Regions from separate parts of the Mus musculus genome. Here region 1 is linked to region 2. A link is a contact called in ENCODE Hi-C or POLR2A ChIA-PET data. All regions are on one chromosome and are shown on one strand. Each heading gives the region's core, a stretch centred on a gene start or an enhancer-like site at or near the end of the contact. The rest is flanking DNA. Distances are from core to core; before and after follow the strand shown. Region 1 holds the start of Mcrs1 (microspherule protein 1). Region 2 holds the start of Tuba1c (tubulin, alpha 1C).

The links. Hi-C counts contacts between places; a loop is a spot of excess contacts on that map. ChIA-PET counts read pairs that join two places held with the same protein, here RNA polymerase II (POLR2A).
Region 1: POLR2A ChIA-PET joins it to region 2 with 19 read pairs in Patski. The contact joins the promoter of Mcrs1 here to the promoter of Tuba1c in region 2. A Hi-C loop is called at or near these places in 1 of 37 maps with a recorded cell type or tissue (left cerebral cortex). POLR2A ChIA-PET finds 5 or more read pairs at or near these places in 3 of 5 experiments (Patski and embryonic stem cell).

What each region holds. Positions count from the first base shown.
Region 1 is chr15:99,249,637-99,253,567 of GRCm38, reverse strand. It overlaps Mcrs1 (microspherule protein 1), which reads left to right and starts at 1,607. Exons shown (of 15, transcript NM_016766.3): 1 at 1,607-1,706; 2 at 2,986-3,105; 3 at 3,554-3,692. The coding sequence starts at 3,096. It overlaps 1700120C14Rik (RIKEN cDNA 1700120C14 gene), which reads right to left and starts at 1,780. Exons shown (of 3, transcript NR_045627.2): 1 at 1,567-1,780.
Region 2 is chr15:99,027,293-99,031,641 of GRCm38, reverse strand. It overlaps Tuba1c (tubulin, alpha 1C), which reads right to left and starts at 1,751. Exons shown (of 4, transcript NM_009448.4): 1 at 1,218-1,751. The coding sequence starts at 1,220.

The sequences.
Region 1 (3,931 bases), core at 358-2,857, 220 kb before region 2:
CTCTTTACCAAACGATCCCTTGTTAGGGCTGTCCATGTGGCTTGGTGGGACAGAACTTGCCTGATAAGCAACAAGTATTTCACTCCTACTTAAAAACAAACAAACAAACAAACAAAAACTCTTTAAAGAAGAAAGCCCAATTAATTGTCATCTGTATAGATACTAAACCACACTATATTTTGCACAACCCACCAGACTGTGTCCTAGTTTGTTTTTAATTGCTGTGATCAAAACACTGTAACTAAAGGCGACCTGGGAAGCAAAGGGTCTATTTCATCTCATAACTTTCTTTTTTTTTTTTTAAGATTTATTTATTGGTTATATGTAAGTACACTGTAGCTGTCTTCAGACACTCCAGAAGAGGGAGTCAGATCTCGTTATGGATGGTTGTGAGCCACCACGTGGTTGCTGGGATTTGAACTCCAGACCTTTGGAAGAGCAGTCGGGTGCTCTTACCCACTGAGCCATCTCACCAGCCCCTCATCTCATAACTTTCAAGTCACTGTCTATTACCGAGGAAAGTTGGGGCAAGAACCTCAAGGCAGGCACTGCTTAGACCTCCCACATCTATCCAAACAAGAAAACACACCCCAGACTTGCCTACCAACCAGTCTGAAGGAGGCATTTTCTCAACTGAGCGCGAAGATTCTAGCTAGTTTCAAGTTGACAAACCTCTAACAAGCACACTGTATACCAGAAAACTTTGTTTTGGGAGCGATAAAGCAAATACATGCTCGTTAAATAAGTAACAGTATATTATGAAGAGAAGACTTGCAACTTGTCAGGGTCGTCCATTTGACACTTAAGTTCAGGATGTCAGGCACGCTGGGCAAACGCTCTTCCCGGAAGCTCCTCCAGCCAGAGCTGCTCCACTTTTGTGCCCCTCAAAGAAGGCATGAAAGAGCTATTAGAGCCCAGTCTCCCTAGCTTTCCCGGGCATCTCTCACGGCCCCAAAGTCTGGACGTCTCCTGTTCTCTGGGAACTAGTTCTTTCTTTCAAAACAGTTTCCTCAGGGAACACTGTCCTCTGAAAAGGATTCGGTTGGTTTGCTGGCTACCCACGACTGACCCCAGCAGTCTAGATGGAGTTCTTCTGGCGTAAGCAACTGGCGCCGCTCCTTCTAAGGAGTGTTTCCTTAGGAACGCGGCCACCATCCTGCATCTCCCCCTTAGACAGGAATTTTCGGGATCGTACTGTACGCCACAGTTAGAGCAAACTCTCCAACATGTTCCTCCAGTCCTGTGCTTAGCAAAGAGCCTGACCGAATCCCTTATCTGAAAACACTGGCAGATAAAACAATACAAGATTTGGTCCAGAGAGACCTACCAAGGTTAGTGCTAATTACGAATGCACGGCGGCCCCGCCCCTCCCAGCGTCGCCTGGGCGGGGTCTCAGCACAAGCCCCGCCCTCCCGCTGCGTTTTCCAACACGGAAACCTCCGCGGTTCCTATAATTAACACTGCCTGGTGCCTCCCTAAGCGCTTCTGCCAACCGGGAAAGCTGTATTTCCGGCTCCCCGCAAAATGGTTTCCACTAAGGCGCACGGCCACGCCCCTTCCACTTACGGGTCCAGGACGAACCGGAAGAGATCGTCCAACCCTTCGTTCGCAACCCGGAAGTAGATGTGTCTCACGGAAGCCGGCTTTGGCCCTGCGGCTCCTGCCGTCGCCGCGGAGAAATTGTTGGAGCTGGCAGCCTAGGAATGGTGAGACCCCGCGACTCGTCTCCTAGTGTTCTGAGTAGACCTGGAGGGTGAAGTGGAGTTTCCCAACGTGCCTCGGGGCACAACCCCACAACAAGATTTGGGGCCCCGCCCCGGTATCGCCCCGAAAAATCTGCGCATGCGTAAGTCCGATCAGGCCAGGCTCTGGCCTGCGGTGTTACGCATGCGCACAGGTGGCATGCTTGAGGTGGGATGAGAATTGTCTGGGAGTTGGTCCTGGTTCGCTACCACCGGCCTGTGGGCCTCAGAGCCAGATGGCGAGATCGATGCAGTAGTATGGAGCCGAAGAGTTGACTAAATTACCACTGCTCCCCAGAGTCCCTGAAACAGACCTGCACTGATCCCTCACCTTGGGGGTGCCCTGTCGGGAGGAGGGAAGGGAAGGAGGGCAAGCACTTTGCCTTAGTTGCTCGTGGGACTGGACACCTGCACCCCCCTTCTGTGGTACCCACGGAGCTGGTCGTGGAGCGTCCTTAAAGGCAGAGCCAGAACTTTGCTCTACGAGACGCCGGAGTCAGGAGGGGCGGGGCTGCCAAAGCGCTGGGTATTCATACAGTTCCCAAACCACGTTTGAATCGTCCGAAGGAACCACCCGCTTTAGTAAAAGCTGCAAATGGAAGGGAAAGCAAAAGGGTAGCGAGATAGTGGGATTCCATCTACCTTCCCAGGCTGTGGCCTGGGGGCAGGCTGGTGCTGCTGATTTGAGTAGACAGGCAAAGGAAAACAAATGAGTCAGGAATCCCTTGACCCTTTCTGGTTAACGTTCCAAATGCTTAATTTAGGATTCACTGGTAAAATTAAGAGAGATCTCTGAGCCTAATACGTTTTTTCCCACATCTTTTTATCATTCACACAAAGGCCTCAGTGACTCCCACATAGCTACTTATATTTTTTGTTTTTATTGTTTGGAGCAGAGGCTCACCATTATATAGATAGCCCTGGCTTGCTCTGTAGACGAGGCTGGCCTTAAAGTCAACAGAGATCCACCTGCCTCTACCTCTACCTCTACCTCTACCTCTACCTCTACCTCTACCTCTACCTCTACCTCTACCTCCGCCTCCACATGCTGGGATTAACTGTCAGAGCCATCAGACCAGGTAATAGCTACTAATGGTTAGGTGCAATTGAGAGTAGAGCTCTTTTGCCTCTTCCCACTACCTCAGACAGGGTGCACGAGTGCACGAGGATAAGGGATTGGTCAGTCAGTAGGTTTGGCCTGTTGGAAACCCGAGCCTGAGGGAGCCTTACCTCTCCTTCCCAGACTCTCTTCTCAGCATCCAAGCTCGCTTGGTCAGAACCCTTGGATGAGCCTGTGGGACCCTTCCTCCTAGCCCTGTGGTTTGGAGCCGGAGGCTTTGGGACTGTGAGAGGATGGACAAAGGTAGTGTGAGGCCCGGCCATCTCCCCAAGCTCTCGGGCGCCAGGCAGCCTCTGACTCTACCCCTTGCCTTGCACGAGTGTCTCTCGGTCTTGGCCCGGCAATGCCACCTACCACCCCCCTCCCCTGGGCCAGCACCACCCATGTGCCTCTCGGCAGAGCCACAATTGCCTCAGTTGCTGTGGAGCTTCTGCTCTTTGGCACAATGCATTTTGATAGCCAAGGGAGCAGTTATGCTCAGAGCCCACCCCGTGTGTCGGCCTCATCAGCCTGACCTGAGCACCTGTGCTGCACCCCATGACCCGTGGCACCAGGAGGTCTGAGCCCGGATGGGATCTGGATGGCCAAGGAGGAATGCCTGCCTCAAAGACCAAGCCTCAGGGAGGCCGGGCAAGGGCTGAGGGGCTGACACAAGGGTCCGTGCACAGAGGTCACCCTTTCTCTTTCCTAGATTCTCAGGGGCTGCTAGACTCGTCCCTGATGGCGTCAGGCACAGCCAGCCGCTCCGAGGATGAGGAGTCACTGGCAGGGCAGAAGCGAGCATCCTCCCAGGCCCTGGGCACTATCCCCAAACGCAGAAGCTCCTCCAGGTAGCCTGGGCTCAGAGCGCCTGGAAGGGGAGGCATGTGGGGCTAGGCACGCCCTTGCTAGCCTTGGTTTGAAATGGCCTTCTGAGCCTGCCTGGGTTCTGAGCCTGCCTGGGGTCCAAGCAAAGCCTTGTGCTTTTCCTTTACCTCCTCTGCCGGTGTGTCCGGATGGCACCGAGGATGGAGAGTGAGGGGTTCCATCTCTGTTGAAAGGTTGCCTGTTACCTCAGAGGACTAGAACT
Region 2 (4,349 bases), core at 502-3,001:
AGGAGCCCCAAACTCATGATGAGCAATCCCCCTCCCTGTCTCAGCCTCCAAAGTCTAGAGAACTAGCCACTCTCCTCCAAGCCGGGCTGAGTTCCTGGTAACTTTGTTTGCTTTTGAGACCGGGTCTCATTGTGCTGGCTGACCAGAACTCAGAAGATACTCCTGCCGCTGCCTCCAGAGCCCAGGGTTTGATAGCCTCACCCATTTTTTTCTTGAAAACTGAACTAATACATTGTTAACCAGGTGAATAACCCTAGCTCTTGGGTAGTGGAGACAGAAGGATCTTGGTTTTAGTTGAAGGTCATGTTTGGCCACATAATGATTTCAAGACTGGCATGAGCATAAGACACTCAAAAACCAAAGTGCAAGCCAAGTGGTTTGCCTTTCATCTCAGCTCAGGTAGCAGAGGCAGGCAGAGCTCTGAGTTCCAGACCATCCTGGTCTACAGGGTGAGTTCTATTACAGCCAGAGCTACAAAGAAACCCTTTATCGAAGGAAGGAAGGAAGGAAGGAAGGAAGGAAGGAAGGAAGGAAGGAAGGAGAGAGAGAGAGGGGGGGGAGAGGGGAAGGGAGAGAAAAAAACCCGCTGTTGGTAGTTTACTCTAGCTTTAAATTGAAAAAAAAATTTTTTACGGACATTTTTTCTTAACTGGGCTAAATATAAATATGCCGTTGAAGTAACACTAAAAACTAGGCTGGCTTAGGGGATCTGACGCCAATTATTCCCTCCTACGGAGGAGCTCGCCTTCTCAGGTGCACAGCTGCAGCTGGAAGGGCCGGGGACTGGCCACAGGTGACTCAGCAGCGAGTCACAGGGCGTGGAGACGGTGCCCGGAAGTATTTGCTCAGTCCTGTCCAGAGCGCACGAGGTCCTCTGGGCTATCCCAGCTGGGAGAGCGACATCATTTGAGGAAAATGGAGACCTTTGAGTTTCTCCAAACTCTCGTGATCATTGTGAAAGTTCCCTGCCTTTCCGGGAGCGACCGGCGGCCGAGACGGGATGCTCTCCCAGGAGGATCGAGACAGAGGATCGGGACGAGCCCTCCAGCCCAAAGCGACACTAGTTTAGTGGACTAGGCTCTCACACCCCAAACGCCAGAAGCCAGTCTAACTGGAGGCGGCCGTCGTGGGGCTATTGCAGGTATCGTCTCCCGGGCAGCCCTCAGCTCCCGCGGTCCCTTCAGACGACCTCGCCGCTACCCCAAAGCCATACTCACCATATTTAGTCCTTGAAGTGGTCCGCGAAAACTGAGGAAGTGAAAAAGGGTGACGAAGATCTCCCACTAACAGACTACCAAGGAGTCCGGGGGAGAAGCTGTGTAAGGTCCGCCTCCAGGACAGGGCTTATATACCCTGGCCGGGCCACGCGTCGGGAGGGCGGACACCGGACCCCGCCCCGGGCCGCAGCGAAGCCGATGATTGGCGGGTTCGAAAGTTCAAATCAAACTCCGTAGAAGGAGCTGGAAGTGGGAAGGGGAGGAGACACCCAGGGTCCACGCCAGGGCCAGGTGGGGCGGGGAAGAAGGTGGGGAAGGCGATTGGAAGTTGGAGGACAGCGAGATCTTTGTGGAGCTCTGGCCGGAAGAAAGTCCCAGGTAGAGAGGGGGGCGGCCTGGCTCAGCCACCGGGGACTCACAGCTGATCGCCGCCGCACTTGTGGCTCGGTCGCCCCACCCAGGCCTTGGAGCCCGGAAGAGTGAGCCAGAGAGGTGACCCGGGGCTGCCGGCAGGGTGGTGACTGCGACAGCTTCAGGGGGCCAAGATGGAAACGCCCAGTCAACTTGACGGCACAGTGGGAGGGGTGGAGCTGAAGTTAGCTCAAGCCAAAGCCGGTTACAACATCACCAGGGTTGCAGCCCCTGAAGGCAATCTTTCCTAACCTAGGTCTCAGTTGCCTCCAATGGGTCCTAAGCACCTTACTCTTTACTCCCGCCTTCTAGAAGGCTAGCCCTCTCCTCCTTCCTCCCTTCTCCCCACCCTTCCCCCAAGTCCTGAGGATATTTGCCAGAGCATCCCGAGCGCCCTTTTATTTTCGAAGGCAGAGTCTGCCTCAGCTCCTCTTTAAGCAAACATTCCGAGTCTTAAGAGCCTTAAGAGGCACAAAATTATTCGGCCCATTATGAGAGGAACTCGTAACTCCCCCCCGCCCCCCAAGATGGGTCCCCGCTGCAGTGCTCAAGCTAAACCCAGGCGATCCACACTAATTCCTTTCTCTGCGTCTGTGGGATGCAGAGTTCACTCTGTAGTACCACATTCTCTCTGGCCCAAGAGCCCGGGGGCTCCTCTCCTCATTTTACAGTCAAGAGGAGAGGAGAGTTCGGGAAACAAAGCAGGCAAGTGTCTCCACCGCGGGAGACGTTGGACTTCCCTGCCCCACTGCCCTGCACTAGACAGACTTGTCTGAACAACTCCGCAAAGCAGATTTCTCAGAAGTGCCATTCAGTCCTGCTGAGGAGATAGACAGATCCCTGGGAAAGTTTAAGGAACTGGAGTGGTGTGCTTGCTTGTCCTCTTCATACTAAGGAGAGAGAGACAGGAAGAGCCTGGAGCTCACAGGCCAGCTGCTCTTGCAGTATCAGAGTTCAGTGAGGAACCTTGTCTCAAAAAAAAAAAAAAAAAAAAAAAAAAAAAAGGTGGAGAGTCATAGAGGAAGACGGAACATATTGACCTCTGGCCTATGCACGTACACAGAATCTCTCTCTCTCTCTCTCTCTCTCTCTCTCTCTCTCACACACACACACACACACACACACACACACACACACACAAATTAAAAAGCCGCCCTTATTTGAATGTGATGATGCATACCTGTATTTCAGCAGGCAGGGGACAAGACTGGCAAATTTGATCCAGGCTACTTTGTTTCAAATAGAAAAGACTAGAATGCCAGGGATGGCTGTGAAAAGTGGTACAATACAGGCAGACAAGATGGCTCAGTGGTAAGGTCATTTGCCACCAAGCCCGAGGAACTTGGGAGTTTGACTCCCAGGACCTATCCAGTGTAAGGAGAGAACCAACTGTAACTGATTAAATTATCTAATCTTTATACCAATAAAGTACCAGAGGCTTAAACTATGGTAAAGACCTGCTAGCTCAGCAAGGCAACTTTCTTTTCTTTTCTTTTTTTTCTTAACTACATACAAAATATCTATTTACAAGCCTGATTCCACAACTAAACTGCTAGCTCTTTAGAAATTTCTTTCTGGGGCTGGAGAGATGGCTCAGTGGTTAAGAGCACTGACTGATCTTCCTAGAGGTCCTGAGTTCAAATCCCTGCAGCCACATGGTGTCTCTCAACTACCTGTAATGAGATCTAATGCCCTCTTCTGGTGCTGCCTGAAGACCGCTACAGTGTACTTAGATATAATAATAAATAAACCTCTTTTAGCTACAGTGTACTTAGATAAATAAATCTCTTTTTAAAAAAATAAATTTCTTTCTGAGTCAATCTACAGAGCTAGTCTACTTTTCTCTTGAGCTCCTCCAAACCGGAGAGGGCTTCTTAGCTCTCTTTCCTAGAATATTGTTTTACCTGTGTCCTGCCAGCTGTGTCTCTGTTTTCCTGTAAGTCAAAGAGAAAAATCCCTAGCCCTTACTTGGAGCTCCTTCCATAAAGAAGACTCTTCCAAGCAGAGAGAGAGAGAAGGGGAGATGGGAGAAAGAGAGTACTGGAGAGGGAAGAGGGAAGGGGAAAGGGGAAATGGGAAAGTGGGAAGAGAGAGAGAGAGAGAGAACCTCTCCCAAGCAAGTTGCCTTAAAGTTAGCAGGAACTTTCCATTTTTTAGCATTCTTATCTAATGAGGCTTTTAGAGGCGCACCTAAACTGCATCTCTACAGGACTCATTTAGCCGCCTTTGACAAATGCAATTATCTATTTAAACTCTTATATTTTGCTAACAATTAGCTTTTCTATGTACAATAATCAAGTATCCTGTAACACTAATTCCCAAAAGTTGTCCTCTGACATCCATACACATGCCGCAGCAAACACATAGTCTATGTAAATAAAAACGCAAGAAATAAAAAGAAGTCGAGCAATGGTGACAGATGCCTTTAATTCCAGCACTTGGGAGGCAGAGGAAGGCAGATTTCTGAGTTCTAGGCCAGCCTGGTCTACAGAGTGAGTTCCAGGACAGCCAGGGCTACACAGAGAAACCCTGTCTCAAAACAAACAAAAAGGAATGGACCAGGCAGCAGCTGGAGCAAAAGCTTCCAGTCACAGAAAGCCTGTGGTGTTCTTGGGCAGAATGCGAAGGCCAGAGGGATGGAATTGATGCATGGTGAGGAGCTCTGGCACAGTGGAGCATGCCTGTAAACGCCACACGGTGGAGCATGCCTGTAAACGCCGC